Regions from separate parts of the Homo sapiens genome. Here regions 1, 2 and 3 are each linked to region 4. A link is a loop called in an ENCODE intact Hi-C map of the cell type or tissue named here. Cell type or tissue: PC-3. All regions are shown on one strand. Region 1 has its middle 38 kb from the start of SLCO6A1. Region 2 has its middle 67 kb from the start of LINC02115. Region 3 has its middle 80 kb from the start of GIN1. Region 4 has its middle 34 kb from the start of MACIR.

The links. Hi-C counts contacts between places; a loop is a spot of excess contacts. Peaks named below come from ENCODE experiments on the same cell type or tissue, not always from the same donor. Only the 100,000 strongest peaks of a DNase experiment are listed, where the experiment ranks them.
Region 1: a loop joins it to region 4, with 24 times the contacts of the local background. A loop is called at or near these places in 15 of 110 quality-filtered maps.
Region 2: it touches region 4 in a loop (5-fold over the local background); 94 of 110 quality-filtered maps call a loop at or near these places.
Region 3: it touches region 4 in a loop (5-fold over the local background); 8 of 110 quality-filtered maps call a loop at or near these places.

The regions. Positions count from the first base shown.
Region 1 is chr5:102,533,357-102,541,356 of GRCh38, reverse strand. No RefSeq gene overlaps it. Among named protein-coding and RNA genes, the nearest start is that of SLCO6A1, 38 kb to the right of the region's middle. In PC-3, CTCF peaks have their summits at 4,628 and 4,828 (motif pointing left); no DNase peak of the experiment used is centred here.
Region 2 is chr5:103,471,430-103,479,429 of GRCh38, reverse strand. It overlaps the pseudogene PDZPH1P. Among named protein-coding and RNA genes, the nearest start is that of LINC02115, 67 kb to the left of the region's middle. In PC-3, CTCF peaks have their summits at 3,584 (motif pointing right) and 4,563; DNase peaks (open chromatin) are centred at 3,599 and 6,359; H3K27ac peaks cover 560 bases.
Region 3 is chr5:103,036,531-103,044,530 of GRCh38, reverse strand. No RefSeq gene overlaps it. Among named protein-coding and RNA genes, the nearest start is that of GIN1, 80 kb to the left of the region's middle. RefSeq lists a silencer at 3,132-3,426. In PC-3, CTCF peaks have their summits at 3,245 (motif pointing right) and 6,687; DNase peaks (open chromatin) are centred at 3,260 and 6,270.
Region 4 is chr5:103,220,626-103,228,625 of GRCh38, reverse strand. No RefSeq gene overlaps it. Among named protein-coding and RNA genes, the nearest start is that of MACIR, 34 kb to the left of the region's middle. In PC-3, a CTCF peak has its summit at 3,829 (motif pointing right); DNase peaks (open chromatin) are centred at 3,525 and 3,865; H3K4me3 peaks cover 1,137 bases; H3K27ac peaks cover 272 bases.

The DNA of each region.
Region 1 (8,000 bases), 690 kb after region 4:
GAGTTCCTCATTCCCTAGTCCCCTGCCTACCAACTGTCCTTGAAAAACCCTAGTCTCAAAGTATTCAGGGAGGCTGATTTGTGTAATTAGTCCCATCCTTTCATTTGGCTAACCCTGGGATTATTAAAATCTCTTTACTGCAATCTTGCTGTCTCAGTGAACTGGTTTTATCTGTGCAGTGGGCAAGGAGAACTGACTAGGTAATTACAGTTTTGAAGAAAAAACAGTGGTGCCTTCTCTGCTGAGTTTTCTTTTGGATACACCTATGGATTCTCTGCAAATACTTCTTTTCTTATCCACCACCCCTTTCCCAAACTTGCCTTATCTATTTCATTCAAACATAAGAGGATGCATAACAGGAATTCCTATGGGTAACATAAATGTCCAGCTTATGATATGGATTCTGGTTGACTCAGTCTGCAGAAAGAAAGTACAAAAGAAATAATGACAAGCTGTATTTATTTGCTTTGTAATCTTTTTTTTTTCTGTCCAGCTCAAATCTGATGGCCCTTGCCCTTATGATGTTAATTTTTCTTTGCATTTCATTTAAGTGACTCACAATTCTGGAAATTGGTGAAAATTTGTGAAGTGTCTAAACAGGCTTTTTAACTTTCCCTTTAACCTTTGAAAAGGGGTTACTCTTCTGGGGGAAAATGAGCAGATGGTACCTAAAACAGTTGGCCAAATATCTGTAACAACTCTGTTACTTGACTGTATGTAATCAGCTGGAGCATCTGTCAGGAAGAAGAGTTATGCTTCTGTGCTTCTCTCTCTTGACAATTAATCACACCGCTCCTCCATTTCTCACTGTTCAACATGTCTTTTTCAGAACCTGGTGCCAAGAGATTTCAGTGACTCTGACATAATTCAAAAAAGATACTACAACAATAGCATTATTGCAAGTCCTATGAGACAAAGAGAGACTTCACTAGAAGAGAGGCTGACATTTGTTCAGTTCTTTCTGACAAGACTATATAGAGTCAGTCACTTAATCTCAAGCGAATTATGATCTATGATGATATCTCAATAAGGAAAAAAAATCTAATATGCTATGGAAACTCTACAACTTCATTCTCCTCCATCATTCTGACTCATTTCCAGTCAGCCTATATTCAAACGTGTACATGGTGAAGAAAATCCATCATTAATCCTCATGGTGATAATATGTCATTATTACCACTCGAGATGCCTGAGTCAAAGATCAAGTGTCTGAATGCAATCGTATTTATAATATTGTCTGTGTCAGTGTATTAGTCAGGGTTCTTCAGAGCAATAGAGCCAATAGGATATATGGATACATATTTTGAAATAAAATACATATTTTCATGTATGAAAAAATAGGTATCCATATATCCTATTAGCTCTGTTGCTCTGGAGAACCCTGACTAATATATTGACATATATATACACCCACATATATATACATGTATATTTATATAAGGAGATTTATTATAGGAATTGGCTTACATAATTATGGAGGCTGAGGTATCCTATAACATGCCATATTGAAGCTGGAGAAACAGGAAAGCTGACAATGTAATTTAGTCTGAGTCAGAAGTCCTGTGTAGCAGAGAAGGGGTTGATGGTGGTGTCAGTCCTGGCTTGAGTCCAAAGACCTGAGAACAAGGAACACAGATGTCTGAGGACAGGAGAAGATGGATATCCCAGCACAAGGCAGAGAGAGCAAATTCGCCCTTCTTCTGCCTTTTTTGTTCTATTCAGGCCCTCAACAGATTAGATCATGCCCACTCACCCTGGTAAGGGCAATCTTATTTGTTCAGTGTCCATATTCAAATGCTAACCTCGTTCAGAAACACCCTCACAGACACACCCGGAAATAATGTTTTACCAGCTATCTGGACATCCCTTAGCCCAGCAAAGTTAACACATAAAATTAACTATCACTATCAGATAGAGGTTGTTAATGTCCATGACTATACTTTGGCCAAAGTAACAAAAGAAAGAACAGGATAGCTGTACTAAGCTGGAGGAGTCATAGTCATAATAATAAAACCACTGGTCATAGATGTACACATAGTTTGTTCAAGTAGAATATTGCAGGTATGTAAGACCCTTTAAAGGTAGAATGAATAAGCTCCATTTCATAGGTAAAAAGCAGGTTATATGCTGCATCCCAGGCATGCACCAGCTCTTATGACTTTCCAGACACCATCTCAATTGCTCCAAGCTCTTTAGCCAAAGTCATGATATTTTGAATGTTTTTGCTCAACACTGGTCCAGCCCAATGGAGGCTGTTTATGAATTAGGCTAAGCCAATGGGCCTTTCCACCTACATCAGAATAAGAAACTCACATACCAGTCCAGGCGATGAGGCAAGACAGAGGACTCAGTTTTATTTTTCTTCTTTCTTTTGCCAAACCTTGTGGGTTTTTTTCTTTCTTTTTGAGATGTATTTTATGTTTTGTAGCTGATTCTGGAATAGGGGATATATTTATGGGAACAGAGAAATAAGAACAGAGACTGTCCATGGATAAACTAATTTAACAGTGCTATGTTAGAAAGTAAGTGAACCTGCCACCTATTCCTTTGTTCTTAGAGGCTACCATGATAATACAGAACTGTACCCTCTCTTCCACAAATTTTGGAGACTTTAGATTTCTATATAAAAAGGGCTCAAGGGTACAACTGGAATTAGCAGAAGTGGGAAAGCTGGGGACCCTGACTTGAAATTGTATTTGCTTAATGTGATATCCTTGGATTACATATTATAGATAAAGTCTCAGATGCTTTTATTTCATAAAGATTAAAAAATTCAATTGTCTATAACAATATTGTTATCTGATATTACAATTACATTAACTGTTTTTATTTAAAACGGTTTTAAAGGACAGTGGGTCTAGCAGAGCTGAAGCTTACCCAGGTTATCCTTTGATTCTAATACTTTTCATGGGATCTTCCATGTTGTTTCCACCTCCATCCTCAAAGCTGTCAAATACTCCTTTGGGCTTCCATTGTACTTTATATACTTTTCAATTCCAGCTTTTATCATTTAGAGTTGTAATTATTTATTTGTATCTTTCACTAGATCATTTGCTCTTCAAGAGCAGGGATATTATACCTATGGCACTGGGTACTGGCACATAGTCTATGCTCAACATCAGCATAGACTGATGTTAATTGAACCACAGACATAGAAATGTTAATTGAACCACAGACATAGAAAAAGAACAAACAGTTTGAGTCAATCAATCTGTGCCATGACATTGTCAGTAGATCCCCTGACTCATTCCTCAGTGGAACTGGTGAAAAGTATTTTAAAACAACCATTCAAAGCTTCTGGAAATGGCCCTAAGTACAAACCGCAAATTCAAAAACATCTATTCAAGAAAATCTATGAAAGATTGGTATGAAAGGTGAGAGTCTGTGATATTTGAACCAAGTCTGCCTTTTCGTTCTGCCTTACCAGTTCAACAAGGTAGAGACTCTACTCCAAACTGCTGTAGTCAAGAACATGAGGCTGCTGCAGCTTCAGTCCCTGGAGGTCTTCCACACTTCTCATTCTGCCCTAGCTATCCGTTGCTGAGGCTAAATTTCAGGTGATTGCTAATGAGAGATGGAGTACTGAAAATACTGGGGTCCTGAATGCACTTCCCATAGGTTCATGAGGCAGTGGTTCCGTGACAGGACAGGCAAGCTGAGAGGATCTCTGGCTGTTTCCTCCCCTCCCATCACTGAATGCACAGCCCCTAGAGTAGGGTGGTCATGCAGAGAAAAGCTTTCCATTGTTCCCACACCCAGTTCCTGAGTCCAGCTCAGCAAGTTCACCTGGGAGAAGAATCAGGCCATAAAACAGTTTCTAATCTCATCTCAAAGGAATTGACTTCACTGCAACACAGCGTGGAGAAGTTCAAGCTTAAGAATACTCTCAATAATAGTGGAGATTGTGGTGAAAGGCATTTGGGAGGAGATTCTTGGATTTAATGACAATGCATCTTAGACTGTAGGCTAGCAGGTTTGTAGGAGAGAATCAGAGAATGAGACCATTGGGAGGAGTCCTCATAGGTCAGGACAAATATCAAACACTGACCTCAAAATCTATTTTTTTCCTAAAAGCCACAGTTTGGTTGAATTAATTTGCAGGGAAATTTCTGCCTTAGGACATTGTTGAAAGTAATAGAACAACCAGCTGGCAATTAATGGAGTTTAACATTAATGAGTATGGTTAGGGAAAGAAAGGAAGAAAAACCCTACAAATACCACTGTCATTATGTCACATCATAGGGTAACTGTAGGCATATCTGTGCTTCACTGAGAAGCATCAACAGAGACTTAACACTTTGTGTGTGTGTTGAAGGGCGGGGGAGTGGGCATAGGGAATAGACTTCACTAAAATAATCTAGCCAGTCTCTAACAAATAAACAAATAAATGAAAATGACAAGCCTGGGAAGTGGGAAACCAGAACTTGGAGTTTCTACAATATATTATCTGAAATTTCCAGTTTTCAGCAAAGAATTGCAAGGCATTAAAACAAACAAACAAACCAATAAACATTGGGTGAAAGATTTGAATAAACATTTCAGCAAAGAAGATATAAAGCAAGCAAATAAGCATGTGAAAAGATACTTGACATTATTACTCATTAAGGAAATCTAAATTAAATTTATAATGAGATACTACTATACAGCTATTAGAGTGACTAAAATAAATGGGTGGCCAAGTGACAATAAGGATATGAAGCAATTGAACTTTTATATGTTGCTGATGGGAATGCAAAATGGGACAGCTACTTTGGAAAACAAGTTTGGAGGTTCTTACAAAATTAAACATACACTGTCAATTTTCCTACAACTAGCTTAAGCAAATGGCTCCACCTAGTGTATATATGAAGATAAATGTTTATAAAATTTACATTTACATTTGAATTGGAGGAATTTCATGTCAATTTTTACCCTACTTTTTGTCTGAACATTCTTATTTTATTTTGAATCATATTTCTCAATAGTAGTTTATGCTCTCAAGGTAAGAAAATCCCAAAGAATAATCAAATGCATAAAACAAAATCTAATTAAATGTATAAAACAAAAACAGAAAATAACATGAAGCTAGAGTAGGAGAAAAGTAGTAGGAGAAAATTGCCTTTCTCTCAGGCGATTTTTGGCATGTCAGGTTAATTGAACATTAAAATATTCAATATTGAGGAAACAAAAATCCAAAACCAATTAGACAAAGGTTTGAACAGTAAAAGACAGCCTTTTTAGTGGTACAGTCAATGACTTTTGACAAATGTGCATAATGTGTAATCATGGCAACAAACAAGACATGGAATACTTTAATCTCAAAAGGTTTATGTATGCCTCTTTGCATTTCATTCCTTCTCTTCACTCCCAGTCCATGGCAACCACTGCTCCAGTTCCTGTCTGAAGTTGGATCAGGTGCTATATAACCTCTTGTGAATCTAAGACACTAACTAGTGAAAAATGTATTTTCTTAAAGGTAAAATGATATGTTGAAATAGAGTACTGAGAAAGCAAGAAACCCTTATAATTTCAAATTATCTCTTTTTTTCATTTTGTATGTTAGTAGTAGAATTAATATGTAAAATGAATATATAAAGAGATGATTATGCAGCTCTTTGACTTGAGATCATTCATGACATCTATTTATTTATCCTTCGACTTTAATTCAGTATTGAATATATGGCAGACACAATACTAGGTCCAGCAGATGCAAAGAAAGATAAATAAAGCATGGTTTCTATCTTCTAGGAGTTCATATATATTCTGGGACTGACAATAACATTATATAAAAGTAAAAGCAGCAAATTTTTAAAAGCACAAAAGGTAAAACCTCATTCTACATACAGCGGTGTACATACATTAATTTTCAAAGTTAATTTCCTGATAAAATTTCATTCATTTTACATGAAATTTGTGTCTCTTTTCAGATATGTGCAATTATAGGAAAGCCTACTTCAATTTAGAAGAGGGATAAACTTTTTCTTTGCAAAATTATATGAAAGACTTTAAAAATATATATATTGGGAGGCCGAGGCGGGCGGATCACGAGGTCAGGAGATCGGGAGTATCCTGGTTAACATCGTGAAACCCCGTCTCTACTAAAAATACAAAAAATTAGCCGGGCGTGGTGGCGGGCGCCTGTAGTCCCAGCTACTTGAGAAGCTGAGGCAAGAAAATGGCGTGAACCCGAGAGGCGGAGCTTGCCCTGAACCGAGATTGTGCCACTGCACTCCAGCCTGGGGGACAGAGCGTGAGACTCCGTCTCAAACAAACAAACAAACATAATAGACTTTATATTTGGGGCAATTTTAGGTTTACATAAAAATTGAGCAGAAAGTACTGAGTTCCCAGATACCCACTAACCACCCGCCACTTCTCTTGTTAACAGCTCCCATTGGTGTTATACATTTGCTACAATGGATGAGCCAATATTGTGACATAATTATTACTTAAAGCCCATAGTTTACCGATTTCTTGCTCTTCTTTTAATCATGGTAAAATATACATAACATAAATTTTTGCCATTTTAACCATTTTTAATTGTACCATTCAGTGGCATTCAGTACATTTGCACTGTTGTGCAATCATCACCAGGATCCATTTCCCAGATTGAAACTCTGTATCCATTAAACAAAAGTTCCCACAGGCTTCACTCTAGGTGTACAGTCTGCGGGTTTGGACACATGCATAATGACTTGTAGCCACCATTACAGGATCATACAGAGTAGTTTCACTGCCTTACAAATCCTTCTCTTCATTCCTCCTTCCTCCTGCCCAAACCTCTGGCAACCTGATCTTTTGTTTTATTTTATTTTTATTTTTTTTCTTTATGGAACTCTTTTTTTTATTATTACACTTTAAGTTTTAGGGTACATGTGCACAACTTGCAGGTTTGTTACATGTGCCGTGTTGGGGTGCTGCACCCATTAACTCGTCATTTACATTAGGTATATCTCCTAATGCTATCCCTCCCCCCTCTCCCCACCCCACAACAGGCCCCAGTGTGTGATGTTCCCCTTCCTGTGTCCAAATGTCCTCATTGTTCAATTCCCACCTATGAGTGAGAACATGCGGTGTTTGGTTTTTTGTCCTTGCCATAGTTTGCTGAGAATGATGGTTTCCAGCTTCATCCATGTCCCTACAAAGGACATGAACTCATCGTTTTTTATGGCGGCATAGTATTCCATGGTGTATATGTGCCACATTTTCTTAATCCAGTCTATCATTGTTGGACATTTTGGTTGGTTCCAAGTCTTTGCTATTGTGAATAGTGCCACAATAAACATATGTGTGCATGTGTCTTTATAGCAGCATGATTTATAATCCTTTGGGTATATACCCAGTAATGGGATGGCTGGGTCAAATGGTATTTCTAGTTCTAGATCCCTGAGGAATCGCCACATTGACTTCCACAATGGTTGAACTAGTTTACAGTCCCACCAACACTGTAAAAGTGTTCCTATTTCTCCACATCCTCTCCAGCACCTGTTGTTTCCTGACTTTTTAATGATTGCCATTCTAACTGGTGTGAGATGGTATTTCATCGTGGTTTTGATTTGCACTTCTCTGATGGCCAGTGATGTTGAGCATTTTTTCATGTGTCTTTTGGCTGCATAAATGTCTTCTTTTGAGAAGTGTCTGTTCATATCCTTTGCCCTTCGCCCACTTGTTGATGGGGTTGTTTGTTTTTTTCTTGTAAATTTTCTTGGGTTCTTTGTAGATTCCAGGTATTAGCCCTTTGTCAGATGAGTAGATTGCAGAAGTTTTCTCCCATTCTGTAGGTTGCCTGTTCACTCTGATGGTAGTTTCTTTTGCTGTGCAGAAGCTCTTGAGTTTAATTAGATCCCATTTGTCAATTTTGGCTTTTGTTGCCATTGCTTTTGGTGTTTTAGACATGAAGTCCTTGCCCATGCCTATGTCCTGATTGATATTGCCTAGGTTTTCTTCTAGGGCTTTTATGGTTTTAGGGAATCCTTTCCCCATTTCTTGTTTTTGTCAGGTTTGTCAAAGATCAGATGGTT
Region 2 (8,000 bases), 250 kb before region 4:
TATCCACTGTGACTTCTTATAGTATAAATTAGTACTTATTTTATGGACATTATAGCATCTAATTAACCATGTCCTAAGTAATGTATTTGTGTTATGTATTTGAATTCTGTACAGTTTGCAAATCCTACATTAGAATTCCTGTATACAATCAACATTCTTTTATATGTACCCACATATTTACCTTCTATTGATATTCACCTGTTACCACATATTCAGATTTAAACCTGAGACTATATTCCTTCTTCCAGTAGAAAACTATTTAGTCAGAGGTGTGCTGGTGATTAGTTTTCAGTTATCCTTGCATATATCTTTATACCTCCTTAATGCTTTCAGAATTGTTTTATTGGATATAGAAGTCTAGATTTGGTAGTTGTTTTCATTCAAAACTTTGAATGTGTCTTTCCAGTTTTTTGGGGGCAGGTGGGGGGCTCTCATTGTAATAATAAGATCATTAGCTAACTTCTCAATAGAACAATGAAAGCCAAAATAATACTATTTTTGTCTCTCTGTGCTTTATTCTGCATATATTCTTCTGACATACTTCCAACTCTATAGTTTAATAGCAGATTCACTCCAGTCATTAATTTCAATAATTATATTTTCATTTATAGTTTCCATTTTTTTATAGTTTTCTGTTTATGCTGAAATTTTCAAATGATTTTATTTCCTTGAACGTATTAATCATAGCCATGTTAAAGTCCATGTCTAATGGTTTCTTTATCTGGATCCCCCATAGTCTGTTTCTATCACCTGCCATTTCTGCAATTTTGTTTCTGTTGGGAAAATAAGAATATTCATAATCCAAGGTCATTTTAATGTGATCAGTGCTGAAATGATTGTGAGTCAACCTTCAGTCCCTGTGAGAGTTAGTCTTTTTCCAATTTGCCCTAATTTCCAGTATTATTCTTCAAGGTTTTAACTCAGTCTTACATAACAGGACCACCTCTCTGACGAGGTCTTGACTCCATGAATCTGTTGAAAGCTCTGCTCAGCTTCTCAGCCTTTTTAGATGGAAGTGACTCCAATGTTGGGCTCATCTTTTGCTGGACTTTAGCCCCATTGGTCTTCACTCTCTTACCAGTTCTGATATATTCGAAGAGAAACATACTTAAATTTTTAAATTTTTTTCAGCAATACAGTTGTTGCTCTAACTAGTCTGCCATTACCAAAAGGAGAACTCCAATGACAGCTGAAAAGGAAGGTAGTATGAGGGAAGAGTTGTTTTTGTCATAGTTTTTAAGATGTGAAGTACCAATTTAAATGTGAATGCCTGATGGAGGTAGTAACAAGTAGAGAGAAAATTTGAAGATACAAAAAAACTGATAAATAATGGAATAAATGATGGAAACATGTACTGTGTAGGCCATCTATCCCCAAAATCACATATATCTAGCCCATAGGTTCCAGCAAAAGAATTTATATAAGACTGAATGTTCAGCCAGGTTAAAAACAAAAGGAAGTATTCCCTCTACATTGTAGCAGAACAAGCCAGTTTGTGTTCTGTTCTATGAATCTGTATATATGCAAGAATCCAAATGTGGGAGTGTGGGGGGGACTAGGAGGCACTTCACACACTGGGCTTTACACATGCTCAAAGAAAAACACAGTGTTATGTTTGAAATACTTGTCTCTATTTCAGGAATTCTGATCATCGCAGCATATTTACTCTGCTATGCTGGGTGAGGAGTCCAGGGGATGGCATGGCACACAATAGTGACAGGAGACTTCATTTTGAACAAAGAATAAAATTTGGAGCATGAAATAAGATTAAATATTTTATGCATGTATCCTGAATGTCTTTTGTAGCTAAGGCCTGTTAATCTTTATTTCCTTTTATCAAAGAAAAATGAGCGATATTCCCTTCCAAAATTGCCAAGAGGCTAACAATTCACTTTTAAAAGCTGTAAAGCTCTAAAAGTAAATGGAGATAGGGTGGAGAAGTGGAATAGAGTGTGAGCTTTGAAGGTCAGTTTGGCTCTGCAGCCCAAAACCTTAGAATAATCATTTTATGCTACAACTTTTGGTTAACTAAAAATTACCAGAAAAATGGGTAACTCTTGGGACTTACCCTGGAATTAAACCAAGAGGCAGAAGAGAAACAGGCCCAAAGAATAACTTTGAATGGATGGTGAAAGGAAACAATATTGTTTATTTCTGATGGCACCTTATGGTCCCATTGTAACCCAAATGGCCCCATGCCTGTTAAATATTCAGGTGACTATATGGTAGAGACAGAATGTTGGAGCTCCGGGGAGAAACCTGGAAAGAGATTCAGCTATGTTAATCATTTGCATTTAGAGATGGTATTATATGCCATGAGGTTACCTAGGAAGAATGTCGGTTACAAGAGAAGAGAGCTGAAGACAAAGCCCTTGGGTGGAGGACAGAGCCTGTCAGAAGTCTGGCGCGGGAGGATGATCTCGCAATAAAGCCTGAGCAGGAACTGGGCAAGAGGAAAAGAAAGGGAGTCTTTTGTTCCCAGAGCCCAAAGAGGAATGTGTTTCAAGAAGATGGAAGTGGTCAGTAGAGTCAAATGCTGCTTTGAAGTACTTGTCTGCTAGACAAAAGCATCTTAGTGGGAGAGTGGACCTGTCTTGATGTGGGCTCACCTTGTCTGGACTTGACTTATCTATATCTTTGATCTCACTTTTTCTCAACCTAAAAACATGTTTGTCTCTGCCATCCTGGGGAAGGGGGTGGTGGGGGGAGCTACCTTGAATGCACGTTTCTCGTAACTTTCCATATTTCTCCTCCCTTTCTAATGCAAAATCTTTGAAAAAGCCATCGAATGCTATCATTCTCCACTATCTTTTCTAACCTGCAACAATCAAGTGTCTGCTGGAGTTGTATAGGTTGTTGTTGAAATCACAAGCATGGCCAGATTATCCAGGAAGAATGTGTGGGATAAAAAAAGCAATGAGCCACCAACATTTAATAGAAAATTGTGTTTATATAATACCTGATAAGGCTTTTATGAGGATTAAATTAGGTAATGTATGTAAACCAGTGATTACAGGGCCTGGGACATAGTTTCAGATACTATATTCCATCCCCTTGACACGTTTTTACCCCATTCTCAGTAAACTGCCCGTGGTTGTGTAGCCAAGTAGTACAGATTCAAACTCAGGTTTGCTTGCCTAAAAAGATGATGTTCTTTCTTTCCACTACATTGAGTTTCCTTCCTAATGCTTGTGTCCCTAGTTTTGTGCCTGACTGCAAACCACCTGCTCCTGGAGACCACACCCCAGGTTCAGCTCCTAGGTTTACATCTTGGGTCTTGACCTCTCCCTGACAATCTGATTCTACTCTAGATCTCACCTGTTCCCACATCCTAACTGTGTCAGACCCTAGAGAAAGGTGTAAGACTACAGAGAGGCAAATACGTGAACTATTAAGTAGGATTTGTGAGCATCATTTGCGGAGATCACAAGAGTAAAGCAGAGAAATGCCCAATTAATAGAAGAATGCTTGCAGCATTTAGAAAGAAGAGAACAAGTCAATATATGCATGTGGTTAATATAATTGAGATCTTAAGGTCATCTCCAAGTTCCCATACCTCATTGGAATCTTATTTGTAATTTAAGAGATGCCCAGTAGATGGAGCAGCTTACTCATGCATGATTATTTTCAGAGACCATGGATCGTTTGAATCATAAAATTCCTGTTAATGCTGGAAGAGACATAAAAAATAATTTAGACCCTCTCTTCCGAAATAGAAAAACAAGGACTAAAAATTATGCAATTTACAATAGATTTACAGCCCTTAAGCCAGGTAGCTGATGTTCATCTGAAATCCTCCTGTTGATACTGGTCACCAGCTTCTGACTTTGGACAAATTCCCCTAAGAAAGGAATGGCACTAAGCAGCTAGTTCTAGGTTAGGAGGGTGTTAGGGTGTTAGGGTATGTGGGGGGAATGTTGTCTGTTATAGGATGACCACATTTCTTAGGATAATACTTTGTTGGAGCAATCTTCCAAGTATTAAGAAGTCCCCCACCACCCCTCAAAAAAGCGCATTTTAGAATGGGAAGAAATCCACCCCTTTGCTTCTCTGACTTTCTCTCATCACCTTCTGCTTTCCTCCCTAAAACCAAATCCCACTTGCCAAGGGTATGTTCAGGTTGTTAATTAGAAGGCTAGTATCCAAAAATAGCTCCCTTTCCAGGCTGCCCAGTACCTGAAATTCCCAGGGATAAAAGCAAAGCCATCATTTCATGTCTGCTTTTAAAATATATTCCTGGGAGAAATCCATATCCATTTACTTACTTACTAAATGCTTATTGAGAACTTATTATATGCCAGGAATAGAGCTGCAAAAATGGTAGACAAGGCCTACAGTTCTCATGAAGTTATGCTTTACTATGGGAAAAGACAGAAAAGAAAGAAGACAATTTTAGATACCGGTAAATATTTGGATTTGAGAGTGGCTGAAAGGGTGGGATGAGGTTGGGAGGCTATTTTCAAGGTATAGTCAGGGAAGTCTGTCTCAGAAGATATGATGTAAGGTAAAACAAAGATCTGGGAGAATGAAACAGCTAAAACAAAGGACCTGAAGAGGGAGCATTAAACTGTTTTCAATCATTATATTCCTACCAAGCATTAGACAGTTTATCAGGCTGCTTCTTAAGTGCTGCTACCTGGTATAAAGAAAAATACCAAAGGAAATAAAGCTCAAGTGAGGAAGAGGAGAGGGGTCTTTCTGCACCACATCAGATATATCCCCTTTCCCTAGGGTGAAGGGGCAATTGAGTGCAGCAGCGTGGCACTGGTAGGTCAGGGAGTGCTGGAAGGGGAGGCGGACATCACAAGACACAGACAGACCCATTAAGGACAAACTGAGGATGCCAAATGCAAACTGTAGGTACATAAAAGTAGTTCTTGAAAGAGCACTTAAAATAACCAGCCTATTCCTACCTCTCTATCTCAGTGTTTCTCAAATTGAACCACCGAGGCAGTTGTCAGATACTCCAGGCATCACATCGGGTCTACCAAATTGGTATTTATGCAGTGGGGCTCAGGAATATGGATCTTAATAAACACACAGATCATGAATGTCATGCACACTCAAGTTGAGAACTGATGCTCTGTAAATTCATATTTGTATCAGTGCATCAGCTCTTCAACATGGCCGTCTTTCTCCTTGCACAGGGTCAATTGTTCAAAGTAGAAAGAGGCTAAAACACCTCTGAGAGAAAAGAAAAGATTAATGTATCATAAAAAACCTGCAAAATACTAGAGAGTTTTTAATGAGATCTTTAATATTGCTCTTTATAAAAAAAGACATAGGTCTTTGGTAATTTGCTATTTTTAATCTGTAATATATAAATATAAAGGAGTATGTTTCCTTCTAAATTTGAATTTAAAAAGGACATTGGCCATCCTTCAAAAATACAATATTGTTTTTTCTATGGATGTTGTAATTTTGTGGGCAGTAATTTGTTCTCTCTAAATCTCAAGAACATTGAGCCCTCACCTCATCCTGTTGTTGGGACACAATGCAGAAGCAGTTCTGTTGGTGAAATTGTGGGTTGGGAGGATGCCATTTCAACTTCTGCAGCAAACAATGACATGGCCAATGCATTTGGAGTGATGGAGAAAATCTGTATGTTCTTCATATCCATTGGTATCTTTGTATTCAATTTAGAAAACTGTGCCCAGAACAGTAAGAGTAAATCTGGACTCCTTACCTACCTTCCATCCTTAATTAGGTATTGGGTTTTTAAATAATCCTTCCACTAACCCAACTCCAATAACCAAACAGAACAGCAGGATTATCTAGCTGCCTGATATATTATAGTCAGATAAATGCTTGATTATTTACATTTTATGCTCAAAAATTTGAAAAGAAAGCATACGATCTCTTTCTTCCACAGATTTTTCCAGTAGGCTATAATGCCTAACATTAGCAACAGCAGCAGCAGTTATAGCAGCAGAGCCTTTGGAAAAGGTGTTCCAGAAACCTGACAACGTTTGCACAAAGACTGTTAAACCACTATTCACACTTCTTTAAGTGTTTTAACCAAAATGTCAGAGGCTTCATTAGGGTGGAAACTATTTTATGGTTCCCTAGTACATAAATTTTTTTCTTGGAATTACCTTATTTGAGTCAATTATCTGCTAAAGCAGCAATGGGAGAATCAATCAATGAAAATTTGTCTCTTTGTTCTTCACAAGGAATTCTTGGAGTATGATTCCAAGAATGGACAATTAAGACAAATTATTCATGAAGTACATATGTCATTTGCATTTTTCCCTTTGGGATAAGGTTGTCATCTTTGTTTACATAAAAGGTATTTCCTTGCAGAGCTGCCCTTTTACCTCAGAACTAAGATAATGTTTCCATTTAAACTGAGTCATCCTTGTCCTAAATATTGCATAATGGCACAGACTGCTATCTCCTGTTTCCTTGGGCCAAACACAATGACAAGGCAAGCTAGGCTGTGGTCATTGAATCTCTTTGTAATCACTGCCATTTTGTGTGGTGGTCAGATGCATTTGTTATATCATGGGAATTATAATACTGAATAAGTTGCATAAAATTCTATCCAAGAAATCTTAAAAAGCTTGCAAATGGAATGCCTTATCTAGCTACGAAAAAATGTGTTCTGAAAGCACAGAAGGAACATTTGCAACTTGAAACTTTTCATCAGAAATTGAGAGAGCTCAAGGTCAACTTAATATTAATTCTCCCCAGTTCTTTAATCTAACAGATATCAAGTTGCATTTGAATCTGGCAAAGAGATATGTATATAGGTCAGTTTAGCCTTCACAGGACAAATTTCTTGAGAAATATTCTGTATCCATCTATTTACTCTTGAGTATCATTAGGTTATTTTAAGGTGAAAATGACCAAAACTTGCCTTTTGCATAGAAAGGGAAATTCATTTCTGGTAAGCTGAAATTGCTTTGAATAATTTATAGAGAACAGAGAATTCATCAGATCTGATATCATCAGCAGCCTTGAGATTGCATTGTTCTGTAATGGGTACTATGGGAACTGGAAAGCTGGAGTTGGTTAGCATGAGAATTTCTATCCAGAATCTCGTGTAAGTTAAAGGCAGGCAACATTTAAGAAAGGAAAAGTCTGAGTTTATATAGGAAGGAACCTTTTAAAAAAATACTCTCACTGTAAAGGATATTCTGTACACCTCCCACCTGACTACTGATATTCTTTTTCTTTGTATGATTTCATTTATTTTATTTTATTGCATTTTAAGTTCCGGGATACATGTGCAGAACATGCAGGTTTGTTACATGGATGTATGTGAGGGGAGGGGTGGGAACTTAGAGGACGGGTCAATAGGTGCAGCAAACCACCATGGCACATGTAGGACTGCTGATATTCATACCACCATGGTGGAATCGGCTGGCACCAATATGCAGGGCCCCTTTCTTATAGCATCACCACCTTCTCCTCCTTTTCATCATTGAGAAGATATTGAGAATAAAAACAAAATAAAGAAATGAAGCCAAATAAAATAAAAACATATCCAAATAAAGTGATACAAGAGCTCCAATTCATTACTGGCTAACTCCCTATTCTTCTAAATGGTAGGACTCCTTCCAGTCTTTCACACATGCTGCTGAAATATGCTACCTTGAATTCCATCTTAAATTCACCAATTTCTAATCTTGAGATTTCCCCAAGATCCCATGTTTAACCTTCTTGTTCATTTAAAATGTTCTTATTGACCATCTTTTATATGTAAGGGATACAGCTAATCGTTATTCTAGAAACCAAGTTGAATGAAACAAAATTTCTGCTCTCATAATGGGTGGCTGTTGAACTTAAACTTTTAACATGGGTAGGATTTCTGCACATGTAATGTGGGGAAGAGAATTCCAGATGGAAGCAAAAGCCTGATGAAAGGCTACACAGGAGGGTGTTGGGATCCAATTAGGGAGCCAAAAGTGGGCCAGTTTGATTGTATCATGGGATATGTGGAGAAGACTAATGGAGACTTAGACTAGAAAGGTACACCAAAGCCAAATAATAAAGAA
Region 3 (8,000 bases), 180 kb after region 4:
AATATTACCGGAAGGCTTATACCCTTCTGAATGGGCATACTTTGTTAAGTCCCTTTAATCTATGGCTTGGAGTAAATATAAATGAGGCAAGGATTAAAAATTTATCCCACATATAGACTCTGTAGCAGATTCTACAGCAAAGACTATAATTGCACAACAGACTTTTAAAATTTATCTTGCTAACATTGTGCTAGATAATAGAATTGCTCTAGATTACCTACTGGCTAAACAGAAAGGAATCTGTACAGTTGCTGACACTTCTTTTTGCACACAGGGATGAATACATTAGATGTTATAGACTCAGTCACAGGGAATTAACAAACAGGCTGCTTGGTTAAAACAAGTAGACTCTTCATCTGGCCCATTCTTTGATTTATTTGATTTTAGTTGGTTTGGTTCATGGAGACCCTGGCTAAGGAACATACTCCCAACTCTTGGTGCTATCCTTCTGATAGTCTTAATAGTAGTCTCATTGGTCTGCTGTATTCTCTTAAGTTTTAAATATATGCATGTAACCATATGTAGATCATCCAATGGTCTGTCAGACTGGAACAATTAAAACTCAAAAAATTTATGATCATGAGGACACCATCACCTATTAATGATGTGCTGAGACAGAAAACCCAAAATGATGGTAACTGAGAGTAATGGTGATGCCCTAAGTTTTGGTCACACTTTCACCTTAGTGAGAAACTGACCAAAAGGGGCAAATTATTAAACAAAATCATAGCAGGCCATTATTTTGGATTGAGCTCCTGCACTAAGTCCCAAGAGACCAGACTAAACCAAAATGAAGTCACTCATGCTAAGTGCCATATAATTAAACTGGAAATTTAAGGAAAGCGATAGATCCCAAAACAGATCATTTTTTTTCTCTTGAAAATGGGATATTCCAGTACAATAAGAAAGTAGCCTCTGCTCCAACCCTTACAAAAAAGTAAGCCGAAGTAACTTTATGTCAACCAACTTGTATTTCTATTGTTCTGTTTCGTTGTTCCCACCTTACAAAACCTACTGTTCTGCTATTTCCTAGTAGAATTTGAGACCAAATAAGTCCATCTACAATGTTGATAGAGAGTGATGTCAATGCTTAAAATTTTGATCAAACTCTTAAAATTGAGAGATTGACCAAAAGGGGGAATTGTTAAATTAAGTTTGGCCAAAATCTGCTCATGCATATTTTAGATTTTGCCTGAAGGTTTCTCTGTGCATCGTGGACTCTAACCTAACTTGATGTATAAACCAACTGTAACCTATTCTTGTAACAAGTAGCCAAGTCCCAGCCAATCACAGCAGCTGAACTTCAGTCATCCATAGGCAGCTAACTGTTCAAACCAGGTTCAAATAAGGCAAACATTCAGACCATTTGGCAGCCCTGGAATCACTCTGAACCTATTCTGGTTCTGAGGGCTACCCAATTTGCCAATCATCCTTTTCCCAATTAAACTCTGTTAAATTTAATTTTTCTGAAGGTTTTCTTTTAACAAAACAGCCAAAACCTAGGCCCCTAGGATCAAGTAACATTTTATCACTAAACATTCTTTTTAATTATGATGTGGAACAAAAGCCCTCACCAGAAGCCAAGGTCATCCCCGTGAACTTTCCAGCCTGAAGAACCATGACCTAAATAAACCTTTTTTCTTTACAAATTGCACAGTCTCAGATTTTCTGTTACAGTGACGCTAAACAGACCAAGACACCATTCTTTCTATTCAGTTCCCACTGCCAGCCTCCAAGGTTACTTTACCTCAAAATTTTATTCAGTGGCCTTCCTGACTCCAGTTTATTTTCAGTCACCTTTCCAATGGAGCCTTCTGTCCACTACCAGTTCACTTCCTTAATATTTTTGTTATGTCACTACCCATTTGAAGACAACATGTAACTATCCCTATTTCTTATCACATGAACAAACAAACACAAACAAAACCTGATATCACAAAGTTTACTCTACTCTGGGCCTGCCAAATAGTGGAACACTATTTCTCAAAATATTCTATTCCCTTTATCAGAACACTGTTCCACGGGTTTACTATGTTCATGTTCATTTATGCCTCTGTTCTTTACTCATCGCCATCACCTGGAGTTTCTACTGTATCTTTTTTACCATTCCACTTCATATCTTTCTTGTTTTTAGAAGCTCAGTTCTAATCCTATCTACCTCAGTAAATCTTACCTGATATATTAGTGTGTTCTTGCATTGATATAAAGTAATACCCAAGACTGGGTAATTTAGAAAGAAAAGAGGTTTACTTGGCTCACAGTTCTGCAGGCTGTACAGGAAGCACAGTGGCTTCTGCTGTTGGGGAGACCTCAGGAAGCTTTTACTTATGGCAGAAGGCAAAGGCGGAGCAGGAATCTTACATGGTGGGAGGAGGAGCAAGAGAGAGAGTTGAGGGGTGGTGAGGTGCTGCATACTTTTTAACAAGCAGATATCACAAGAACTCTATCACAAGAACAGCACCAAGGGGATGGTGCTAAACCATTCATGAAGGAACCGCTCCCATGATCCAATCACCTCCCACGAGGCCCCACCTTCAGCATTGGGGATTATAATTTGACATGAGATTTAGATGGGGACACAGATCCAAACCATATCACCTAACAATTCCAATCATCGTAATTTTCATTTTTCTGTTCAAATTAATTACTCTCTGTACTGTATAATGTATACTGTTATAAATGGTTCTCTACTCGTTTCTTATTTGCTAGTCATTTCTTTTCAATAAGGCTGTAATTTTTTTAAGGGCAAGAACCATGTTTTACTTATAATTCTGTACGTTACATAGAGCTCATCACAGGGTAGGCTGTGAATGAATATTCATTGCCTAGATGACTGGTTTATTAGTTTAATCAAGAGATAATGCAACCAACTTAGGTCAACATAAATTTAGCCAGGAAGCTAATTAGACAGAAGACTATACAGTAATAGATCACCATTTAACCTTTTTGACAGTCACTGGGTTTTAAAAATATTCCTCCTATTTTTAATACGCAAACCCAGCACACTTTAATTATTTTCTTTTTGGTGTGTTAATAGTGACTCTTTTGGTGAAGAGAATACAGATACTGTCAGCATCTGTGTGACACCTGAGTTGCAGATATTTTAAAATATTTGGATGCTTGGCATAATGTAGACATAAAAACTGAAAGACTGGCAGTATTTTAAATTATTCTACTTGAAGACGGCCATCATCCACTAAATAACACCTATTTTTGAATGCGCAAATCCACACAAATGTTTTATTAAGTTTACCACCAGATGTCAGTCATTCACTGCAATGGTAATAACTACCCTGAAGAACTCTTTATGAAAAATCTATGTATGTGGATATCTCCCTCATCTTTCCTTCCCTCACCGACTCTTCCACTCCTTCTTTCTATGACTGTCAGTCTGTTTATTAATCAATTGTCAATTGATTATCTATTTATTTATGTATTTATAATCCACATATCTATTCTAATCTATCTAAATAATGAAAAGTATATACTAGGTATTTTGAGAAAATAACATCATAAAACATCTAAGTATTTACATATACAATATGAAAGTGACACTAAAATATTTTATACACTGTGATCTGGAATTCAGGCTCTTTTCAGCCCAGTAACTTTGAGACCAATGCAATACTATGCAGCCTTTTTTCAGGACATACTTTCACTTCTCACTTAGAATCTTTGTTTTTTGAAACTTTTATTGGATTCTTATTACTCTGGAATTAAATTCTTACTGGAAGAGCATCAATGACATAATAAGAAAATTATACAATATTTGATTTTTAGATAGGTACTAGGGTGATTTAAAAAGCTAATTTACTACTAAAGAACTATGCAAAGAAAGTTCTCCACTACCAACTTCTACCTACAACTTTTGTTTAAAATTTTTTCTGTTTTCTTGAACATTAACATACACCTTCTGTGATTCCTCATTCTGAACTTTGTCAAATATCTGACTTTACATCCATCACTGAACTTAATGAAGTGAATTTATGCTTTATTTTCCCTTTAGATTGTGAGATACTTGAGGTCAGGGAGCTTAGCAGATATCCATCAATAAACAAATGTTATTTTCTAAACATGAACTGTGGCCGGTCTGTAGTGGATTGTCTGTTACCTACTCAGCAACCGTTTTCTTTTTTCCTACCCAAATTTTGTTTAAGTGGCTAGCACTTCTCCATGGGTAGAGCCATGGGCCATTCTTTGCTATGGATTAGCTCAGAAATGGCCACACAATGCATGTGACCGAAACTGTCTTAGAGGCTTCAAGGAAAAGTTTCCTCTCTTGAAATAGTGAGCTGCAAGGACTAATGGGTAAGTTATTGCATATCTGTTGTCATTTCTGAGAAAGAAAATACTAGTGTTCTTGTGTTTCTGAATCCTTTTGGGGATTGATACAGATTTGGGGTGCATAGGGGAGTCTCTCTCTTTAAATTTTTATAGATATCAACTAGAGACATTTTTATATCACATAGAAAGAACATTCTAGAGAATAAAGCCAACACTGAGGAAAACAGAGCTGTGGGCTGGAGATACAGATAAAGACATAGAGAGAGACAGACACACACACAAGCACACAAAGAGAGAGAGAGAGAGAGATTAAAATTAAATATAAAATTAAAAACTTCCCTTTGAAAGACAAGGCTGAGAGAATGAAAAGGTAGTCCACATACTAAGAAAACATATTTGCAAATCATATGTCTGATAAAGAGCTTTTATCCAGTATTTATATAGAACAATACTCCATTTCCTAGGAATTCAGACTAACTTGAGATTTTATTTCAAGTATAATTTGTTCTTTTCTTTGTTCTGTTCAGTAAAGAAAACACTTTTTTACTTTTACTAACAGCTCTCAGCATATTAACATGTATGAAAAAAACAAGTATGTAAAATGCAGTTACATTCCAATTCCTTCTCATGGTTTTGAAATATTTCTAGTTTTATCAGCCTGGCTTTCCAGCCCATCCACTACTGCTCCCCTAAACTAGCCTGAGTGTTATGGAATATAGCCCTGTTGTTAATCCCCTACTATAACAAGCATTTTCCGATAAACCTCCTCTGCTTACTCAAATACTATCTTTTTTTTTTTTTTTTTTTTTTTTTTTTTTTTTGAGACGGAGTCTCGCTCTGTCGCCCAGGCTGGAGTGCAGTGGCGGGATCTCGGCTCACTGCAAGCTCCGCCTCCCTGCAAGCTCCGCCTCCCGGGTTCACGCCATTCTCCTGCCTCAGCCTCCCAAGTAGCTGGGACTACAGGCGCCCGCCACTACGCCTGGCTAATTTTTTTTTTTTTTTGTATTTTTAGTAGAGACGGGGTTTCACCGTTTTAGCCGGGATGGTCTCGATCTCCTGACCTCGTGATCCGCCCGCCTCGGCCTCCCAAAGTGCTGGGATTACAGGCGTGAGCCACCGCGCCCGGCCTCAAATACTATCTTTTTTATGAAGCCTTTCTGCTCTTCAATAACAATTTGATAGCATTTTACTTGTTTTCTTCTTATGCCTTAAAATCTAATTAGTTATATGCTATTTTAGCTACCTTACTAGATTACAGACATTTAAGGGATCTGTGCTTTTTTCATCTTTGTATTTTGCAGATAAACTTAATTAATGCCTGTTGAATGAATCCTTCACCTTTCAATTTATTTATTTATTTTTTCATTTATTTATTTATTTATTTATTTATTTATTTATTATTATTATACTTTAAGTTTTAGGGTACATGTGCACAATGTGCAGGTTAGTTACATATGTATACATGTGCCATGCTGGTGTTGGGTTACCTGGGTACCATATTTTATCACAGATGTGAGAATTGTGGTTTTGTTTTTAAGGAGGGATCTCTTTCTTTCAAATGGAGGCCAAACAGGTCTCAGAACAAGACTCTAGAAATTTAGAACTCCAGAAGATTTCTAAGAATTCTATGACTTCTGGGAAATACAGTACAAGAGAAAATAAACTCTGAAAATTCAAAGTGCCAGAAACTAAATTAACCTAAAGAGGCATTGGGATTAGTGTAACTAGATTAGTTAATTCTTTTCTTTGAGCCTCATTAAAAAAAAAAAAAAATCTATTAATGTATGACTGAGATGCCCAGCCAGGGACTACATTTTAGTTTTGTTCTTCTTTACAAAAAAAAAAAAGCCATTAGAATATAAATCTCAATACAGGTAGGTTATTGCCCTTTAACACTGTATCCTAAGAACTTAGTTTTTGTTTGTGAAACTTTCAGCAGTGTTTGCTAAATGACAAACAGGTGTCAGAAATCACCTTTGAATCATGGAAGGAAGTGCCTCTGGCTAGGTAGGGTTGAGTACTTGAGACTCACTAGAGTATCTTTGGGAAAGGGATACAGAACAAAAATGGCCAGCCCATCTCTAGTAAAGGAGGACTGATGTAACTCTGGGTTTTGAGGTTTAAGAGCAGAAGCTCCTGACCCCTAGTATGGATTATATGAAGGAAAAGCAGGTGGTGGTTTTGTGTCCATGAAGCACAGATATGAGAATCAGCCCTGACCCAGGACTCCTGAGCCTGTGTGTGAACTAAAAGAACCTAGCACTAAAAAGATCGGCCCTTAGAAAGCACGTACAGCACTCAGGGAGGGCGGTCTGAATTACGGCAGCTAGCAGGGGAGCATGTTTTTTTAGGACTGGTATATTAATAGATAACAATCTTCATCAGTGACATCATGAGGCAGCAAGAAGCAATTGCAGCATGGTTGCCTTACACTTGAATATGCCCTTGTTGCATCTGGAAATCTACTGCTGATTCTATCCATGCCTTTTGAAGGGACATAGGTTTTGTCTTTGTTTTCTTGGTTTTTGTTGTTGTTGTTTTTAACAATTCCAGAGGAGGGAAAAGATGGGGAAGCCAACCAATGAAAGGTGATAATTGACTTTCTGCCAATAAGCGAGGTAAGGACTTGAGTAATTAAGTAGGAAAACAAGATATTCGACCATATTTATACCGTGAATTTTGGGTGCATGTCATATTGCTTACAAATAAAATGAGGAAATTGTTTTATGCACCTGAATGAATGCTGCCAAATTCTCTTAGGGTGGGAGAGTAAGAGTCTCAGTCATTTACAGAAGAATGCCAGCAATTAAGTAAAGATGAAATGATGGAGTTAGAAAATCATTATTTGAGAACTCCCTCAAAATTATGGATTCAGAAAATGGTTGAATACCTAAAACTATTGGGTAAAATGTCGTTAGGGAACACGATACTCATATGGTCTCAGAGTGTTTTCTCTCAGATTACTTTCTAAAGACAAAGTGGAAGTGGAACATGTACAATGAAGAGATTTAGTGGACACAATCTTACTGAAGTGACCACATTTGGTATCATCAATAATGGGGGGAAAACGACATTATGTGCCTCCAATATGAAGCAGTGGAAAGTAGGAAATGTCACAATTATGAGGCAACAGCCGTATGAATCTAGACAGGGAGACATTGTGCTAGACAACTGACTTGGACTCTTCAAAAATGTCCATGTTTTGGAAGGAAAAAATGATACAGAATTACTTTAGGTCAAAGGAGACAAAAGAGATATAAGCAGATGCATTGTATGAATCTTAATTGGATCCTGGATCAAAAATCAAAAGCTCCAAAGGACTTTATGGGGACATTGAGGGTTTCCATATGAGCTACATATTGGTTGATAATAAAGAATGTGTTAAGTTTACTGAGTGTAGTAATGGTTTCGTGGTTATGTAGGAGAATGTCCTAGTTCTTGGGCAATACATATGGAAGTATTTAGGGTGAAGGTTATGATGTATGCAGCTTCCACCCCAAGTTCCTCCTGTTGTCTTTATTTAAACAGTTTTTTTCTAGCTTTAAGGTATAATCTGAATACAAAAATTGCACATAATGCAACTTATTTTCAAATGGTTCAGCGAAAGTAAACAAACTAGTGTGTATGTACACATATGTGTGTGTATCTATGAGAGAGAGAATGAAAATATGGCAAAATGTTAAGCACTATAAATTTAAGTGAGGAATATATGGGTG
Region 4 (8,000 bases):
GCTGTGTGTTTGTCACAGATGGCTCTTGTTATTTTGAGGTATGTTCCTTCAATGCCTAGTATTTTAAGGGTTTTCATAATGAAGGGATGTTAAATTTTATTGAATGCTTTTCTGTATCTATTGGGGTGATCATATAGTTTTTGTTTTAACATTCTGTTTATGTGTTGAATCACGCTTATTGATTTGTGTATATTGGACCAACCCTGCATCCCAGAAATAAAGCCTACTTGATTGTGGTGAATTAACTTTTTGATATGCTGCTGGATTCAGTTTGCTCATGTTTTGTTAAGGATTTTTGCATCTAAGTTCATGAGACATATTGGTATGTAGTTTTCGTTTTGCATTGTGTCCTTTGCCAGATTTTGGTATCAGGATGACACTGGTTTCATGGAATGAGTCAGAGAGGAATCTCTCCTCCCCAGTTTTTCAGAATAGTTTTAGTAGGATTGGTACTCGCTCTTGTTTATACATATGGTAAAAATTGATTAGGAATCCATCTGGGGTTCCAGAACTTTTTGGTTGGTATATTTTTTATTACTGATTCGATTTTGGAACTCGTTATTGATCTGTCTAGGGTTTTGATTTCATCCTGATTCAATCTTGGATATGTGTTTCTAAGAATTTATCCATTTCCTTTAGATTTTCTAGTTTGTGCACATAGATGTGTCAGTAATAGTCTCTGAGGATCTTTTGTATTTCTGTAGGATCAGTTGTCATATCACCTTAGTTATTCCTTATTGTGCTTATTTGGATCTCTCTGTTTTTCTTTGTTAATCTAGCTAGGAATCTATCAACCTTATTTATCCTTTCAAAGTACAAACTTTTCATTTTGTTGATCCTTTGTATGTTTCTTTGAAGGACTCAATTTCATTTAGTTCTGCTCTGATTTTAGTTATTTCTTCTACTGGCTTTGGGATTTGTTTCTACTTGATTTTCCAGTTCCTATAAGTACAATGTGAGATTGTTAATTTGAGATCTTTCTATCTTCTTGATGTAGGTTTTTAGTGCTATACACTTTCCTCTTAACACTGCTTTTGCTATATCTCAGGTTTTGGTATGTTGTATGTCTATTTTCATTTGTTTCAAAAAGTGTTTATGTATGCCTTATTTTTATATTTACCCAGAAGTCATTCAGGAGCAAGTTGTTTAGTTTCCATGTTTTGAGAGTTTCTCTTGGTGTTGATTTTCATTTTTACTATGCTGTAGTCTGAAATGCTTGGTATGATTTCAATCTTTTTTGAATTTACTGAGATTTGCTTTGTGACAAAGCATGTGGTCAATCTTAGAGTATTTTCTATGTGCACATGAGAAAAAAGTATGTTCTGTTGTTGGTGGGTGGAGTATTCTGTAGATGTCTATTAGGTTCAATTAGTCAACTGTTGAATTTAAGTTCAGAATTTGTTAGTTTTCTGCCTTGATGATCTATCTAACACTGTCAGTGAGGTGTTGAAGTCCCCCACTATTATTATGTGGCCGTTTAATTCTTTTCCTAGGTCTAGAAATAATAGTTTTAGAAATCTGAGTGCTCCAATCTTGGGTGTGTATAGGATAAATCTTGTTGAATTGAACCCTTCTTCATTATGTAATGCCCTAGTCCTTTTTCTACTGTTGTTGATTTAAAAAGTCTGTTTTATCTGATACAAGAATAGTGACCCCTGATCTTTTTTTCCATCTGCATAACAGATCTTTCGCCACCCCTTTACTTTGAGCCTATGTGTGTTATTACATGTACTATGGTGATATGTGTCTTTTGAAAGCAACAGAATGATGGGTCTTTTTGTTTGTTTGTTTGTTTTTGTTTTCTTTTCTTTTTTAAAATAGAGACAGGGTCTTGCTATGTTGCCCATGGTGATTTCAATCTCCTGAGCTCAGTCAATCCTCCTGCCTTGGCCTCCCAAATTCCTGGGATTACAGGCATGAGCCACTGTGTCTGGCTGGGTCTTGTTTTTTTAATCCAATTTGCCACTCTATTTCTTTTCAGTGGAGCATTTAGGCTGTTTACATTCAAGGTTAATACTGATACGTGGGGATTTGTTCTTGTCATAGTGTTGTTAGCTACTTGCTTTGTAGTATCAATTGTGTAGTTGCTTTATAGGATCCATGGGCTATGTGTTTATACATGCTTTTGTGGTAGTGTATTGTTCTTTTGTTTTTATGTTTAGTACTCCCTTAAGCATCTCTTGTAGGGCTGGTCTGGTGGTGGCCAATTCCCTTAGCAATTGCTTGTCTGGAAAAGAGTTTATTTCTCCTTCGCTTACGAAGCTTAGTTTGGTGGGATATGAAATTCTTGCCTGGCATTTATTTTCTTTAAGAATGATAAAAATGGGCCCCCAATCTCTTCAGCCTTGTAAGGTTTCTGCTGAGAAGTCTTCTGTTAGTCTGATGGGTTTCCATCATAGAAGTGCACTGTTAGTCTGATGGGTTTCCTATCATAGCCTGATATAGTCCTTTTCTCTAGCTGACTTTAAGACTTTTTCTTTTGCATTGACCTTGGATAGTCTGATAACTATGTACCTTGGAGACAGTCATTTTGTATAGTAGTTCATGGAGTTCTCTGGATTTCCTGTGTCTGCATCTTGACCTGTCTAGCAAGACTGGGCACATTTTCATGAATTATATCCTCAAATGTGTTTTCTAGGTTGCTTACTTTCTCTTCTTCGCTCACAGGAATCCCAATAAGTCATAGATTTTACCACTTTACATAATCCCATATTTCTTGAAGGCTTTGTTTTAAATTCTGTTTTCTTTATTTTTGTCTGAGTTGATTTGAAAGAGCAGTCTTTGAGCTCTGAAATTCTTCTGCTTGGTCTAGTCTGTTGTTAAGGGTTCAAACTGTATTTTGAAAAATCATGTAGTAAATTTTTCAATTACAGAAGTTCTGTTTGGTTATTTCTTAATACAGCTATTTTATCTTCCAAATCCTGCATCTTTTTTCTGTTCTCCTTGTGTTGAATTTCAACTTTCTCTTGTATCTCTTTTAGTTTTTTTGTCATCAATATTCTGAATTATTTATCTGTCATTTCAGACATTTAATGTTAGGATCCATTGCTAGGGAGCTAGTGTGATCTTTGAAGGTGATGAAACACTCTGGCTTTTTGTACTTCTGGAGTTCTTATGCTGGTTCCTTCCCATCTGAGGGAGCTGACACTTCTTTTTCTGAATTGTTTATAATTTAGATGGAGTTTTTTGATATTTTATTCCTTTTTTGCCTTGAGGTTATGACTGTGGTGGATGTTGTGTATGATCTGTTAAAACTTCAGACAAATTAAATTTAGCAGCGTTTAACTGAGCAAGAAAAAACAAACAAACAAACAAACAAAAACCTATTCACAAATTCGGCAGCCTCCAGAAACACAGCAGATTCAGTGAGACTCCAGGGATGCCTCATGGGCAGAACAAATTTATAGACAAGAAAAGGAAAGTGACATACAGAAATTGGGCGTGAGTTACAGAAATAGCTGGACTGATTGGCGTTTGCCTTATTCTAACACAGTTTAAACACTTGGCAGTGTATGAGTGGTTGAAGTATGACTGCTGGGATTGGCCAAGACTCAGCTATTGTTACAGGTGCATACTGCTAAGTTAGGTTGTCAATCTTGTCTACCTATTAAGTTAGATTACAGTTCATCCACAAGGTCTAAACTACAGAAGTATGGAGTCCTTCTCCGGCCGTATTAACTCTGTTTTAACAGATCGATTAGCTTTGTTTCTGGATGCTGTTATGGGAACAGGGCTCTGTAGAGTTCCTTGGTTGCAGATAGCTTCATATGATGGGTTTTTCAGACTTGCTTGGTGTAGCAATGTATTCTTATTTGGTGGTGTAATTCAGGCTGCAGTCCAGTAGATGGTGCTTAAGAGTAAGAGATGAGCTGGCAGGAGGCTCTTAACTCTGCTTATGCACGCCTTCAGCAGGGGTGGAGGCAACAGAAAAGCACGAGTGCCCTCCCACCTCTTCCCCATACCGTTTGTCTTCATCGGGGGTGGAGCCCCTGGAAAAGCCTGAGAGGCACCTCTTTCACCCTACACTCCCTGGGACCCAGCAGGAAGAGGCGCTGCTATGTCCACGAAAGTACACTGGGGAGGCTGTCTGGAAGTGAGAGATGACCCCCATCTCCAAGTCTGTTCCCAGGCTTTGGTGTTGTGCCCTTTGGTGGCTGTCACAGCACTCATAGTTCCTTTGACCCCAAAGGGACTTTGGCGGGCTGCACTCCCCCTTCGCTTAGTGGCAGTTCACACGGAGGGTTAGATCTCCAGGTGAGTGGGGTCCACCTCCCTCCTACTCCTTGCAGCTGGTGAAGCACTCTCCCTCAACTGACCAAGGAAGCAGTCTGAGGCACCCATCAGTGACCCACACAGACCTGCTTCAGGTCGCAAAGCTGTCCCTGGCTGCAAGTCATGCTGCTCAGGAGAAACGCAGTAGGCTTCTGCAATTCTCCTCCCATTCCAGTCTTGGGATGAGAGAGAGCTTAGTTTCAGCACCCACTGCTAGGCACTCTCCAAACTCACTGCCCATTTCCGGCTGTGGGGACCTTTCCCTCGCTCCAAAGCAAATGCTCCAATCTCTGGCCCAAGACTAAAATGCCTGCCGTGGCTACCATTGCCAGGTTACCAAACAACGACCGACTTTGTATGAGCCCAGATTTAAAAAAGTATCCTCGGCCGGGGGCGATGGCTCAAGCCTGTAATCCCAGCACTTTCGGAGGCCAAGGCAGGTGGATCACCTAAGCTTAGGAGTTTGAGACCAGCCTGGCCAAAATGGTGAAACCACATCTCTACTAAAAATACAATAATTAGCTGGGCATGGTGGCGGGCGCCTGTAATCGCAGCTACTGGGAAGGCTGAGGCGAGCGAATCGCTTGAACCCGGGAAGCGGAGGTTGCAGTGAGCTGAGACCGCGCGATTGCACTCCAGCCTGGACAACAGGAGCAAAACTCCGTCTCAAACAAAACAAAACAAAAAAAGTGTCCTCTCAGTCCCAGGTCTGGAAAAATGCCTGCAGCTTTTCCCAGTGTCTTTCCCTCTCGGTATCTCAGCCTCTCCCCAAACTAGCTCCCGGGCTTGGCAGAAACAGGGTGCTCTCCCTTGGCCTGGGCTGCACAGATCACTAGCGGAAAGGCGAAACGCAAGGGGAGACTGGCTGTTCCTCTCACATACTAGGGCTTCACACATTATCAGCAGAACGCCGACGTGGGGGCTGCTTGCCCACCTTCTCCACAGAGTCTGGGGTATCCTTTGCTATTCTAGTGAACTGCTGCTTCCCTTCCTCAATTAAAGCTCACAGAGTTGACCTTTATGCACTATGTTGCTAATTCCAAGCGGAGGAAGCCCGCTGAAAGCCTCCAATCTGCCATCTGGGGCGCTCATGCTCCACCAGCCATGTTGGGTACCTCCACCTCCTCCACGCAGGCCGCAGGCCAGTGTGGCTTCCTCCTGGCCCGTAGGCCCCCCACCCCTGTGACTTGGACCCAACCAAGGGGCAACTCCAGCTCAGGGATTGCAGGGCTGGGAGGGGGCTGCACGCAGTCTGTGCAGGAGCCTGAGGGCCAGAGGGGGCAAAAGAGGAAAGTGTGTCACAGACTGGGAGGGGCAGGGGAGAGACATTTGCCTTATTATGTTTTAGTTATTTCTCCTAAAATTAATATTTCTGTATTTGAAAGGTTTCAAATAGAACAACTCACCTTTACAACATCAGGAAACATGATTACTACAGATCATTAATCTAATGTCAAAGCACATTTAAAAAAATGAGTAGGGCAAACATTCTTAGATCAACTTTTAATGCTATACTAATTATTTTCTTAATAGTTTATATCTTTAAAATACCTTGCAATTTACATGGCCATTTCTCAGTTTCTTCTAATCTTCAAAACATAATCTGAAGTATTCCTGTTCTCATTTTACAGCTGAGGAAATTGAGGCTCAGAAGGGTGTTTGCAACGTGTCCAGGCACATAGTTAATAAGCAGCAGAGCCCAGATTGGAACCATGTCTGATTCTAATGCAGAGTCAACCTATTTTAAAGGCTTTCCTAATGTTCATGCTAATATCAATTTCTAAATTAACTTTCTTTCCCAAGAGATACCTTCATGAAAAAAGGATTTCATGGTCAAGTTGTTGGTGGAGGGAAATATTGCCCATTAAATTTGCCATTAAAAGAATCACAGACATCATTTTTCAAGGCTGCAACGACTCCTGCATTAATGAAGCCTTTTAACTTTGTTAAATCTAGGCTTATTCCTTGATTCCACCGATCACTCAACTTTTTTTTCCCCAGTAATTGCTACTAACACCAAGAGGACCTACATTAATAACTTTCTAAAAGAACAGCTTATTATCAACCATTCAAAAGGCCTGGGTGCTACCAACACTACCTGTGGGCAAGCAGTATTTCAGATGTGAGTTTAGCAAAAATTAGAGCCAGAAAGTAGTCTTGAAATAACAGAAAATGTATGCCTTTGTTCTTTAGTTCTAAGTTAAAGGACATGGTACACTATAAATGCCATAAAAGTAAGAAACATTTCTAAACTTTTATCTGAGACATATAGTGCAATCCACTATCAAAAAATGTGTTAGATGCACATTTATTTCTCAAGTCAGTTTAACCATAAACAATGGTTTATAAGAAAACTGAACAAGTTAAGTCTACTTTCCTTCTCAGTAAGCAGCACAGCACTGGGGTATTCTGCTGCAGAAAGATCATTTGAAAAACCTGCTTTATGATTAAGGGACTTCTCAACATCATCACTTAATCACTTGGCCAATATCCCATATAGAGGCATATTTTCTTAAAGGGCCACTTGCAAACCAATGATATATTAGAGAGTATTTAAATATATTTGAAAATAAATTATCTTGCAAGTGGAGAGAGGAATAATTATTTTCTATGGTAATTTTCTGACAAATCAATTCTCTTTCTGTTTTCTCCCTCTTTTCTATTCATTTATTAACCTATTTTTATTGATCCAAATTCTTTATTTCAGAACTATATAGTAAAGGAATATCAAGAGCTGAGCAGAATGGGTAGAAATGGATAAGGGTCATTTACATCTTCTTTAGTGCAACAAAAGCACTAGGACATTTGGACAACCTCAAATATAATCCCTCATATAGATGCATATTAATTTGGCAGATTCTGCTCCCCTCCTCCCCACCAGAATGGAACAGAAAAAATCCAAGAATCTCTTATTACAGCACATTTCAGTCAAGTCTTTTAGATAAGTATTTCATATTGGTAGTAGATTGTATTCTTGGCTCCATGAATCTTCCTTGAGTAACTGCTTGTGATAAAAAGTCAAAAACAATTTTGAACAATTCAGTTTGCCTCTAAACATTTAGTTCTTGCTTGCATGAGTGCCTAAATATACATGCCCACCCGCCCAGCACCACAACTCCCTCACGCACATTTGCCAAATTATTTCTCTTTCCAAAAACTGAATTCCTTTGGTAAGAAAATTTGAAAACCCAGCAGTCAGACAGAAAGTCTGAAAACAACTAAACTACTTGTAAACTACTAAATTATAGTGAACTTGGATTTAATCCTACAGTTTGCACTCTACTCTCATCCCTAAACCTTGAAATTTCACCTTGCTGTAACTGATGTAACTTTGTTCCTGAGGAAGGGGCACCTAGCCTATTGTAAACTGCTACCCTTGAGTTGCTTTCATAGTGGCAATTTTTACTGATGGTCAGCTTGTATTGTTGGAGCAAATAAATGCTAACAGCAGCTAAGGCTGAAATTTCATAAATGGCCTTTCACTTTCTTCCTTGAATTAGCCTAAGTGGTATCCTTTCACCTGTTCTGCAGTATTGAGGAAAAATATTATTTTACTTTTCTGATGTGCTTTGCAATTTGCCAAGCACTCTCTCATATATTATCTTATTGTTGCTTATCTCACACACACACAAACACACACACACACACACCTGGCAAAGCATGAAAAGCAGATGCTATTCCCAGTTTTACCAATGAGGCAACTAAGGTTAAAGGAGGGTAAGTGGGCC